Linked DNA regions of Mus musculus: region 1 is linked to region 2. The links are chromatin loops, found by intact Hi-C in ENCODE. Cell type or tissue: gastrocnemius. All regions are shown on one strand. Links, peaks and the distances in the headings refer to the core of each region. The heading gives the core; the rest is flanking DNA.

Evidence for each region. Peaks named below come from ENCODE experiments on the same cell type or tissue, not always from the same donor. Only the 100,000 strongest peaks of a DNase experiment are listed, where the experiment ranks them.
Region 1: it touches region 2 in a loop (2.9-fold over the local background); 4 of 42 quality-filtered maps call a loop at or near these places.

What each region holds. Positions count from the first base shown.
Region 1 is chr1:61,921,911-61,928,083 of GRCm38, reverse strand. All of the region lies in intron 2 of Pard3b (par-3 family cell polarity regulator beta), which reads right to left. Among named protein-coding and RNA genes, the nearest start is that of Pard3bos1, 60 kb to the right of the region's middle. In gastrocnemius, for the core only: a CTCF peak has its summit at 2,916 (motif pointing right); a DNase peak (open chromatin) is centred at 2,900.
Region 2 is chr1:61,294,789-61,300,961 of GRCm38, reverse strand. No RefSeq gene overlaps it. Among named protein-coding and RNA genes, the nearest start is that of 9530026F06Rik, 81 kb to the left of the region's middle. In gastrocnemius, for the core only: a CTCF peak has its summit at 2,793 (motif pointing left); DNase peaks (open chromatin) are centred at 2,778 and 3,940; H3K27ac peaks cover 798 bases.

The sequences.
Region 1 (6,173 bases), core at 495-5,494, 630 kb before region 2:
GTATAGATTGAGCCTTCAGGAAACCCTGGCATTGTGGGTGATAGTGCTGAGTGTGGTCTGTTTTCCTTAAATAAACTCACTCTGCAGAATGTCTGTAACAGTGAGCTTTGATTTTCATATTTGGGTCTGCAAATTAAGTACATTTCAGTTAAGTCTTCAGACAATATCAGGCAGAGGCTTCTACTGGTAATACACATTTTAATACAATTTAAATTTTAATAGGAGCACGATGTGAGGGAGAACCACAGAGAGCTAGCAGACTCTGAGTGTCCAGAGGCCTCTGGCCTTGAGAGCAGGATCAACCCAGAAATGAGGAAATAGCTCCCGTGAGGCAAAGCTGAAGGTTGGGGAAGGGTCTAAGCAACTCAGATGGATGGGCTAGCCTGGCCCTAACCTTTAAGCCTGTGTTTGCTAAGGCTTAGTATGACCTTAAGTGAGAGGAGACAGAGAGCAAACATGAAAGCAGAACCCTTCACTCATTCAACAAATACTTCATCTACAGAAACACATTTCAAATTCCACAATGAAAAGCAGAAGGGAAAAAGTTGGTTTTCACCACAAAGTGTTCTATACAGTCTACTTTTAGAAAATATTTGCATTTAAACTAGCTGCACACAACATTTACCAACTGGATTCAGTTGTAACCATTATGTATTTAAAGAGGGCTCTGTGAAAGGTCCCCTGGGTTATTCTATGTCAGGAGACAAAAGACTGAAGCTACATTTAATGTCTTTAATGTAATTATTTCATGAACTTTGTACCAGTTTCCATTTACAAGCTCTGCCTGACAAGAGACAGGAAAGTACCCACTGCCTCTGAGACTGAAGCCAGTGTCTTACAACAGCCCCACTGCAATTATCCCCAAGCTAGAGGGCACTTTCCTCTTCACTTTAGGCCTCAGAAAGCTTTGGAGGCCAGGGAAAGGGTAGTCCTAAAATCTAACTGAAGATCCTGTCAAGGGCTTTGAAGACAATGTAGGTGGTCACTCAACCCCCAGTGAGACCCTGGAGGATTCTCTCTGGACAGGTTTTTCCTGGTCACTCTGCAGGGGAGTCCTTGGTGAATGAGGTGTTCACAAGCTAAAGATGTGCTCTGTGGCTCATAGAAGGCGCCCCCTTTTTAAATCTCACTTTAAAACTGTCAGACTCAATCCTCTTTTTATATACCTCCAGTAAGATGTGATTAACTTTGTACAAATGGTAATGAGGGTGAGGGGTTGGAGGTAAAGCACTTGTTTAGCATGTAGGCTGGGTTCCACACAAACACTGGTAAAAACCAAACCAAGCTAAACAGAAGCTCTTCTAAATGGATCAAGAATTTCTCTGTGAATCAAACTTCCCCAAGAGACCATTGAGAAGGCAACACCAGGAGGAGATGTGCCCTCTTGAAGCCCAGTGCACACACAGACAAAGTCAATACAGAAGACATAACATTCTGCAACATTTAAAAAAGTATGACTGGGAACAGAGGATAATGGTTATTGGGACTAAGGCTCCTGCTTGAGGCAAACAGTAATGTACAGATAGGGTCACACTGCTTAATGATTTAAAGTGGATCTGGAATAAACCAGCTGCTTATGAATGGATTACGAGGGCTGGAGAAATGGCTCACTGGGCTGGAGAAATGGCTCACTGGGTTAAGGCACGAGCTGCCTAAACCTGGTAATCTGAGTTTGAGCTCCAGGCCCAATGTGGTGGAAGGAGACAACCAACTCCAACAATTTGTCTTCTTTCATGACCACACACATACACACACAAGCAAGTAAATAAATAAGTAAACAAACAAATAAATAATTGGAATTTTGAAAGAGGAAAGAGAAAAGCACTGCGTATAGGTAGGAAGGTATTCTGAAGAGTGAAGAGTGAATAGAAACACAGATCCAAGAGTCAGATGGGAATCCCGTTTCTCCTTTTACTAGCTGCATGATCTCAAACCAGGGGCCCTGGCTCTCTGAGCCCATTTCCTTGTCTGCTAAAATGGGTCTAACAGCTTGTAACTGCATTTTATTGCTGCAAGGATGGAATGGCATCCAAGTGTTCTATAGGGAAAAAGTCAAAGCATGAAGCCTAGTAAAATTGTGTGTGAAGGAGGAGCAGGGCAGCTTCAGCAAGAGCTGGACCCTGAAGCGTGTCAGTTTGTGGATACATGCTCCTTATCCGTGCTTCATCCACTCGGTCTTCTGAGTGCAAGATCCCTGTTTATCCAGTACATAATTACAAGATTCCTATAAAGTGAGCACAATGACCTCATCAAAGTCAGCACATGACCTTCACCGGCTGTCCCAACAGCTAGTACACAGGGTGACATCAGTCTGGGCATATTCCACAGGATTCTAACGCATGGAAAGACAAAGGACCAAAGCTGTACAGCTGGCTCAGTACAGAGCTGGGGAGGGAAGCAAAACAACCATCCACAAAAACAATAACAGCATTTCCTCTCATTGTGATACATTTCCACATTGTTAGATATATGTTCTATACTATATTATGGATCTAATCATACCTACCTGTAATAATCTATACGTATAAAATTTTGCAGGTGAATGTGAAATAATTTCCATGTGTTCCTTTTTGATCACTTGCTGTGTTATCAAGATGTCTGAGATTACTTTTAGAAGAAGAAGAAAAAGAGAACAAAAATAACTACACTTCTAATAACAAAAATATTTAACCTGGTTTGAAGTCAACACTGTTTTCTGGTTTTGTTGTGGTCTGGGGAATTTTTATTTTCATTTCTTTTTTGAGCAGCTCCCAAACAAATGATAATTACAAAACTGCAATTATCTGTCCATTTTAATGACTGTGTTAAAAGTCCACACTCTCTTGAAAAGGAAAGGGCAAGAAGGCTTTCCAGTGGCATTTGTCTCCTAACACCACAAGAAGGCATTGTATGCATTTACAGAAGATCTTGTAGCTCCATCTAGCTCCAGCAGACGGAACTTGGGGAATATAGAATTACACCCTACAGAGAGAATAGAACAGAGGAGGGAAATCGGGACAGGCCAACAAGAAACTACACAAGAACCAAGTTTGTGAGTGCAGGGAATTTGTCAATTAACACTGATTAAAAAGAATACTCATTAGTTAATTGACAGTTGATTTTTTCTAAATAAAGAAGTCAGTCCTGTCATCATTCCTTGCCTTTTAGCATCTCATTTTTTAAAAATAGGACCCATAATGTGAGGCGGGATCCAAACTGAACATTTTCTTCCCACTGAAATGTTCTTCCTCCTCACACATTTAAGCACTGAGTTCTGCCTAGAGCTCCAGAAAACCAAGAAGTACCTTCTTAAAGTGAAAGTGATGGATGAAGCAGGAGCTGTTGCAGAAATACCCCATGGTTGGTGTTTTTTGATTTGAACGTAGCTTGTTTTACATTGTTTATAGCCTACAGTAAATCAAACAGAACAGCTTACAAATTGCTCCAAAGGGGTGTAATTTAAAATATAATTACAAATTCATGAAAAACCTATAAATATATCTTTAATCTGAAAATACAAAAATAAACAGTAAAATACTAAGTGATTAGTTAGGAAAATAACTATGGGCCTAAAATTAAGATACAGAGGAAGTATATACACTTGCAAGAGAGAACTTTTTCAAGTCAATTCCCATCAGATTCTGTATCAGCACATTAAGCGGGGATTTACAGCTGATAGTGTGAAATGAAATGACAACGTAATTCCTGTGTTTTGTTACAATGTCTGCAAACATTTTTAAATGTTTTAATAGTAGAAAGCTAATCTTCCATTTCTCTAAATGTCATTTGATGTTGTAAAGATCAAAACAAACCCCCATAATCCCTGTAGCCAAAACAAATGGGTATTTAATTCAGTTTAACTAGATTCCGGTTAAATATTAAGGAGCATTGTGTCCACATCCTTCCTTCCTTTGAGACAGTCATTTTGAACTTCACTTTCCTCAACTGGCGTGCAGTTGCACATTGCTTTCATAGAGCACAGGAGCATGCCGCCTGTTTTGTTGTTCTTGAAAATGCTTCAACTTAACGATTAATCTCCAAGATTTAGCAAATGACTCCAACCAGGATGGTTCTGGCTTGAAATCCCTACACTGAGCACTACCCTCATATGTGGGACAGAATTAAGACCACATACCTCCTGGCTTAATGAGAGGATCAAAAGTCTAGTTCTAGGCTAGATCTTCCCAGACTGTCAGCCCCTCCCTGTCCTGCTATGTCAAAGCCTACTGGGCAAGCTCTGTAGAAGCCTCCAGGAGAACCCTGAGAAGCATTCAGATGAATTAAGCAGCAGCATCTTTTACCTTCAGCTAGGGATACTCTGAGTTATAGTTACAGTAAGAGGTATTTTGGTAGTTATCCAGTTAATTGTCATGCTTTACACTTTATTTGGCCTGGAGCCTGACAATATACTTAACTTCCTTGCTTCCCAAAGTAAGAGGGCTTTCTCTGCCACCCCAGGCAAGGTGCTCATTTGAGGAGACTTGCAAGTGAGAACAAGGAAAAGAGAGAGAAAGAGAAATGACAAAATGCCACCAACAGAAAACAGAAGCTGTGTTCTAACAGCATGGCCAGGAAATTGTAGGAAGAGTTGGAGGGGTGAGGTCGAGGGCCCGGCACCCCACTCTCATCTGAGCTGTAGTCTTATCAGTATGTGTCCTGATAAACAATGGCAAATAGAACAGAAAAAGGGACAAAGGGAGACTGATCATTTATAGCCCTCATGAAAACAGGAACATATCCTGGTGTTTATATTGAAAATATCACACATACACACACACATACTCTCTCTCTCTCTCTCTCTCTCTCTCTGTCACACACACACACACACACACACACACACACACACACACACACACACAAACACACCTTTACATATCCCACATACTTGTATAGAAGGGAGGGACTAGAAAGTTTAGGGTAAGAATAAGATTCAATGCCTACATATGTTTGCTTTTTCTCACTATTTTCAGACTTTTTTGATCCTAGGGAAGAAAAATGTTAGTCATCCCCATGCTCACTCCAGTGCTACATAACTGGATAAAAGAATCAGAGCCAATATCAGCAAACTCCCTGCATTAAAAAGAAGACCTCATACTGCATCAAAGAAGTTATCAGACTATTTTGTTGTCTTATGTTTTTAGACACTCCTAAATATATATATATATTTATATATATATATATTAGTTTTAATAGCTGCCTGGTTCAGCTTGATTTATTTTATTTTATTTTTTATTAATTTAGGTATTTTCTTCATTTACATTTCCAATGCTACCCCAAAAGTCCCCCAAACCCTCCCTCCCACCCCCCCCCCCACTATCACTTCTTGGCCCTGGCGTTCCCCTGTACTGAGGCATATTAAGTTTGCAAGACCAATGGGCCTCTCTTTCCAGTGATGGCCGACTAGGTCATCTTCTGATACATATGCAGCTAGAGACACGAGCTCCGAGGGGGGTATATTGTTGTTCCATCTATAGGGTTGCAGACCCCTTTAGCTCCTTGGGAACTTTCTCTAGCTCCTCCATTGGGGGCCCTATGATCCATCCAATAGCTGACTGTGAGCATCCACTTCTGTGTTTGCTAGGCCCCGGCATAGCCTCGCAAGAGATAGCTATATCAGGGTCCTTTCAGCAAAATCTTGCTAGTGTGTGCAATGGTGTCAGCATTTGGGGGCTGATTATGGGATGGATCCCTGGGTATGGCAGTCTCTAGATGGTCCATCCTTTCGTCTCAGCTCCAATCTTTGTCTTTATGACTCCTTCCAAGGGTGTTTTGTTCCCAATTCTAAGAAGGAACAAAGTGTCCACACTTTCATCTTCATTCTTCTTGAGTTTCATGTGTTTTACAAATTGTATCTTTTATCTTTGGTATCCTAAGTTTCTGGGCTAATATCCACTTATCAGTGAGTACATATCATGTGAGTTTGAAGTCCAATGCACTATCTATTATGCCACAGAGCCAGGTCTAAATATATTTCTGTGCAGACAAAGCTATTCAGCCTTATGCCTCCAAATTATATATGGGGAGGGAGAGAAATTGCTAGTGGCCAAAATTGTCTTAGCAAAATCAGAATCACAGTTCCACTAAAAATTCTGCACTCTTCAAAGGTATTAGCAAAGGAAGAGGGCAAAGGTCACTTCTACCCATGTCAGCTCTAGAGTATAAGGGAGACTCCACAACAGGGTCCCAGTATAGAT
Region 2 (6,173 bases), core at 726-5,725:
CCTGTCATCATTCGTAAGGGAAAATGGTCATCCATTTGCACCTCATTTCTGAGTGAAGCTGAGGAGACAGACTCATTGTGACTGAGATCTGGTTAGAGCACCGAGAAGCCAGTGAGGTGGTTAGTTGCCCTGAGTGTGCTTAGCTAAAAGCAAATGAGCAGGCAACCTGACAGTCTGTTAGGTGGATAGAGGCAGATTCATGTTGCCTGTGCATTGGGCAAGGGATCGGAGCAAGGCTGTGGAGGTGTGAAAGGATATAGCAGCATTGTTTTCTGGAACAACTACCTTGGGCTTTCCAGAGTGTCTTTCACAAAGTCAATAAGGTCAATAAGGGTTACACAACAAATTGGCTCAGCTCGTATGTCAAACTGTAATGGTAGGCTGGGAAGATGACTCAGTCAGTAAAGCGCTTGCAAGATGGTGCTATTGTCTAGCCCAAGTATCTCTGGCTTTCCAGGATGACATGCTGACTTTCTTCAAGTTCAACGGCAGTGATTTAGGCAAAATAGACACAAAACAGCTGTCTCTGGCTGCCGCGCTTCTCTTTCATGCCGGTGCTGTCAAATACAAAAGCTTACCCAACCAAAAGAGAATGTAGACGTTTAGTAACTGAAGAGTAATCTATACGCAATGAAATCCGCTCATCTGAAGTGTGTAATCGATGGATTTTGACAAATACGTGCCTTTGAGGACCCACATTCAATCCTTAAAACCCACTTTAAAAAAATATTTTTTTTAAATAAAGCCCGCCACGGCTAGTAACCGTTACAAGCTTGCACTTGTAACCCCAGTGCAGGAGAGGCATCGAAAGAAGGATTTCTGGGGCTCACTAGCCAGCCTGCTTAGCCTACTTGGAAAATTGCAGGCCATCGAAAGCCCTCATCCCCTCCCTCTGTCCAAAAGGGTAGATAACACGTGAGGAGCAACATTTGACATTGTTCTCTGATTTCCACCATGTGTACCCCACACGTATGCATACGTAAACACATGAACAAGGGCACTTGCACACATAAACATGAAGACATGTTGCTGCCCTGCTTGACTGAACCTGACTTTAACAGGTCTGCCATGTTCTTTGGGCTTCATACATGAACAAGACAGAAACCCAGCAGCAGCACTTTTGGAATCTGAGGGGATGTGCACCTTGGAGAAGCCAGGTGGCTGCTTTGTTATCCCGTGCTGGCTGGCTCAATGTAGGTCATCATTCAAACTTTATTATTATTAAGAAAGAAAGAAAGAAAGAAAGAAAGAAAGAAACCATTTTAAGCATCAGTTTTGAAGCCAGAGCTTCGTTTTCATGAACACCTGAAACCAAACAGACTGTGCATGTGGTCTGTGCTGTTCCGTTTCCCCTGTTTCCTTTGTTTAAAGTCTTGACCTTAACTTTGCTATTATGCATTTTGGGATTTCTGGAGCCCAACTTTACCCAGAGGGAAAACAAGGAAACAAATAAGCTTAAAAATATGTTTTCTGACCTAACCCTACATCCCAAGGTCACTACTGAAACACATCATATTGAAAATCTGCAAGGTCTTAGGGCCAACCCCATGGGAAAATCAGAAAAACTAGAAGCTGTGAAGGACACAGATCTGCTGAATATATTAAGCTTGTGTGTGTGTGTGTGTGTGTGTGTGTGTGTGTGTTTCTAGTCCTCTAAGGTAAATTTATACCATCCATACAGATGCACTCTTTTCTATTTATTATTCCCAATTGGGCAATGGAGGTTAATGTCGTGCAAAGGAGAAAAAAAATCAAGAGTTTGACAGCACTCCCTCAATTTTATTTTAAAGCAACACAAAGAAAATGAAAGCTTGTTCTTTGGGGCCAGCATTTCTCCCTCCCCAATTCCACCCAGACTGGATCATCTTAAATCTGATTTGGGATTTGAGCGTTATTTGGATTAGCTCATTAGTGGAGCACCATTCTGACAAGCCACTAATCTGAGGCACTGGTGCACGGCACCATGACAGTATTATGCCGAAAATGAGAAATCTAATGAGATTAGACAGGTCCTTGTGCAAATGGTCTGACGGTACTTTGTATGGCAGTCCATGAGCTTGGGAATGCAGGAACGTGGGCAGATTGAGGCATCAGACTCCCTTGATCTATGACAGGGCCGCTCTAGAGCCCACAGGTGAAATCTATTGAAAGTCAGCAGTGATGCACCATTTCTGAGCAAGGTCCGGGAACTTCAAGCAATGATCCAGATTAAAAAGTGATAAATACACACAGGGATGACAGTGGGGATGGAGGTATTAGCTACTGGAGAGTTTTTGGGGTGAGATTCTGATATGTTCTGGTGTCTGTGGAGCAGAAATAGGCACAAACAGAAGCAGCCACAGGGCAAGAATAACTGGAGGCTGGAACCAGCCACTGATGCATTCCAAAGTTGCTTACCCAGTACCAGCAAGAAAACCCCATCACTGTCTTCCCTGCTGTTAGAGTGATTTTCTCTCCTTCCTTCACTTGCAATTTTAGTCATTTTTAAGCTAAACAGAACATGCTGGCTCCCTTTTGCTTAGAAGGGGCCTGTTGCTGAGATCAGAAAATGCTAGACTACAATAATGCATGATTTATAACGTCCAGATGTGGCTAAGGGGCAGCAGACAGCACACAGTGGACGGGGACTTGGTGCCTCCCCCATCTCTTTCCCTCCTTGTTCTCTCAAAGAGGAAAACAGAAGTTTCCATGGCATTTTCTTGCCTGTAAGTGGAAAATCAAGCTATTAACAGAGGCCTGGAGTTGTCCCCCTGGGAGATAGCTTTTTTCATATTGTGCTACTCTGCCACCTAATGGTGACTTTTAGTATTCTGTGAAAGGCCTGCCTGTTAGTAGATGCTCCTTAGTTAAAAAAATCTTCCTTGCGCCAAATGGAAAAGTCAGTGTCAGGCATTCTGTCAAAGGTCGTCAAAATGAACAGGCATGAAGCATAAGAAAATACACCTTTCTTTCATGTTAGTAACATGCCAAGCCAGTAACAGGCGTCTTTCATATTTTTTCCCACCAGACAATGAATGGTTGTTCAGTGACTGGTTGTTTAGATATGGAAGTCTAGATATATTTAGTTTAGATATAAAAAATTTACTGTTAAACTGTGTATGAATGAATTCAAGACAGAACTGGGTTCTATTCAGTTTTTTCACTTTACCAAGAGTGTCCAGGGACTTGGAGTTGATGGTCTTTCTGAAACTAGAGCATGAGGCATTTAGTTTTCTCTCTGTCTGAGGAGTCTTCGCCAAGAGTAGAAGAGGGCCTGGACTGGTATTAAATAAACACCAAGGATTCTAGTCCCAAGATGAGGTAAAGGGAAGAACACAAACAGCTTCCTGCTGTCACAGAATCTTAAGAATTTCTAAAGCAGATGGAAGGATGGTGGAGAGCAGGTGGGGGAAGGGAAACCTGTACCTGAGCAGGGCGTTGTCCCAAACATTTTAACCTTCACAGGCAGAACAAAGGGATGTTCAAAATAGTCTCCTGAGTACAAAGATCTAAAAAAGCTGGGTTCTCAGAATCTCTGGGAGATGACTGAGAATAGGGTGTATCAATAGAACAACCGAGGAGAGAGAGAGAGAGAGAGAGAGAGAGAGAGAGAGAGAGAGAGAGAGATGGCGGTGGGGTGGAGAGCGAGAACAGTTCACCCAATAATCAGGTCTGTGAGTAGCAATGAATAAGAGGTTTTCAAGCCTTTCTACAGTATCCATTACGATTTTTATTATTTTATTTTGCCTTTTCTTCTCAAGATTCCCGAAAAGCCTTTGCCATGCAGCTGTAACCAAGCAGTCATCTATTATTTCACTTAAACACACACCAAAAGAGGTGATGTTGATTAATCAAAGTAGAAGCAGCAGACACGCTTTGGAAACAAAAACCTCAGTGCTTCAAAGGCAATGCCCATTGGCCATCAGGAGCTCTGTTGCCAGGGAGATGGTTACCAAGCATAGGTGCCCCCAGAGCAGCTGCATTTATGGAGGTGTGGCCCTGGACAGCTTATTGGTACTCTCTGGATGGATGTCACGAGTGAAGGCTTTTCAAATATTTAATTTTTCCCGTGTGTGTTGGCAAGAAGGGACTGGGCTATGTGACTGCTTTTCAAAGACAAGATTAAAGAAAGAGGAGGAGAGGCATTGGAAGAACCAGAGAATGTGATCAAATAGACTGAAAACAGAATGCGAAGAGAGAGGGAGAGACTCGGTCAGTGGCAGAAACCCAGAGATAGTACAGCCCCGTAGACCCGAACTACAGTCTGAGTTGGTCACAGGGCAGACACCTGGGTACAGGGAAGCCAGTGTGGTGTGACTCTTCTGAACAGTATTTTCTAGAGGGATGCCTCTCTGTGAGTGCCTCCGTAATTATCCACTCCATGCTAACCCACATAAGATCTCATGTCAATGATAGCTGACTTCAAAATAAGACACGGAACTGCAAGTGCTAATGTCTTTTTGGCAGAAATAGGGTCAGAATGTGTGTGTGTGTGTGTGTGTGTGTGTGAGAGAGAGAGAGAGAGAGAGAGAGAGAGAGAGAGAGAGAGGGCTTATTTCAAACTCCTTTCTACTTCCAAATTTATTCTTCTAGGGTCTCTCATAGAAGTCACTAGAAATCCTTTCTCCATGTGGCTAATATTTCCCAGCACTAGCTTCGTCTGAGAAAATATTTTTGGATGAAGTGTGTGCACAGGTGTATCTGCAGACTCAGGTCTGCCTTTAGTGATGCTGAGCGTGTCCAGAAGAAAAGGAAGTAGGTGCAAATAACAACAACAACAACTAACAAATGATGATGATGATGATGATAATAGAAAAACATTTCTTTTAGTCTGAGAAGGGTAGGTGTCAAACACGAGAATCACCAAAACTAGAACACTGGACTGTCTGGATGGATTTCAGATGACCTAAAATGGAAAGCCTACTGGTCTGGCATTTGGAAAATGTAAGGATGAAATATGACTGAGTTGGAATTAAGCAGTGTCTGGATGTGAGTGTGGTCAGAGGGGTCACTCCAGGGGCCATCTGATGGAAGCCGGGATTTGGACTGACAAGTGAACAGAGTGTTTCTGAGAATGACTCCCTGTTGTGTGTGTGTGTGTATGTGTGTGTGTGTGTGTGTGTGTGTGTGTGTGTGTGTGTGTGTGTGAGTGCGCACGAGTGCCTGCTCACTTGGGAGCTTGAGGTTGGGCATAGGATGAAGCAGACTGGAAGGTGATAGGTCCTGAGAGAAGAAAGCATTGGCTGATGAATCTAGATTTCCTCAGCACTTTGTCTGGGGCCAATCAGGGTTAATATGTACTACATAATTTATATGAAATTTCTCATCCTTAATGAAGGAAGAAAAAACAGAATTATAACATAGTTGCATTTTTGCTATTAATTCATGAGAAAAAAAAATCTCATGGAGGCATGTTGAAGCAAATGCAGTGGGCGGCAATATCATCTAGAACATCTAGGGTTCTTTACTCTCAGTCAAAAGACAGAGGTGGGTGGGGGTGGGAGTGAGGCCCTCCAGGACAGGGTATGATAGGTTTTGCATGTGTTGTCAGGCTGCAGCTGTGGCTGGCTGACATGAGAGCGCCAGGCCACATGGCCCCATTAGGAAAAGGTGAGGCTGTGAATTACTTTTACAGCCTGGAAATGACACATCTCATTCATCCAGAGAGTTATTTAGGTTTGCATTGAGTGTGAGGACCCATGAGTCACCCAAACATGTCTATTTCTTCATCTTTGAGGATCGGTGAAGGGTGTTTCTCTCTCTTTCTCTCTGTCTCTGTCTCTGTCTCTCTCTCTCTGTGTGTGTGTGTGTGTTTATGCAGAAGGCTATGCGTTGTGAAACAGGGCTGAAGAGAGGGTAGACTGATCACCGTTTCAAGGCCTCAGTGAGCACATCTGATTATTGGTAGAGCTAATTCCTTCTCAGTGGGCTCTCTTCCACACAGGAGGACTGAGAAAGTAGGCGTGCTTTGTCTCTGGTATAAACACTTGCCAGCCATTGCAAACCCTAGGTAAGGCCTGCAGACATAAGTATAAATACATGCCAAAGTGTGTGTGTGTGTGTGGGGGGGACGACTGCCTTCCTGAAATTTGTCCATTTATTTGTTGGAGGGACACGAGAAGGGAGGGTAGAGATTATTGGTAAACAATAAATCACTTTTGTACTTCAATCCAAATCACACCAAAATGGGACAA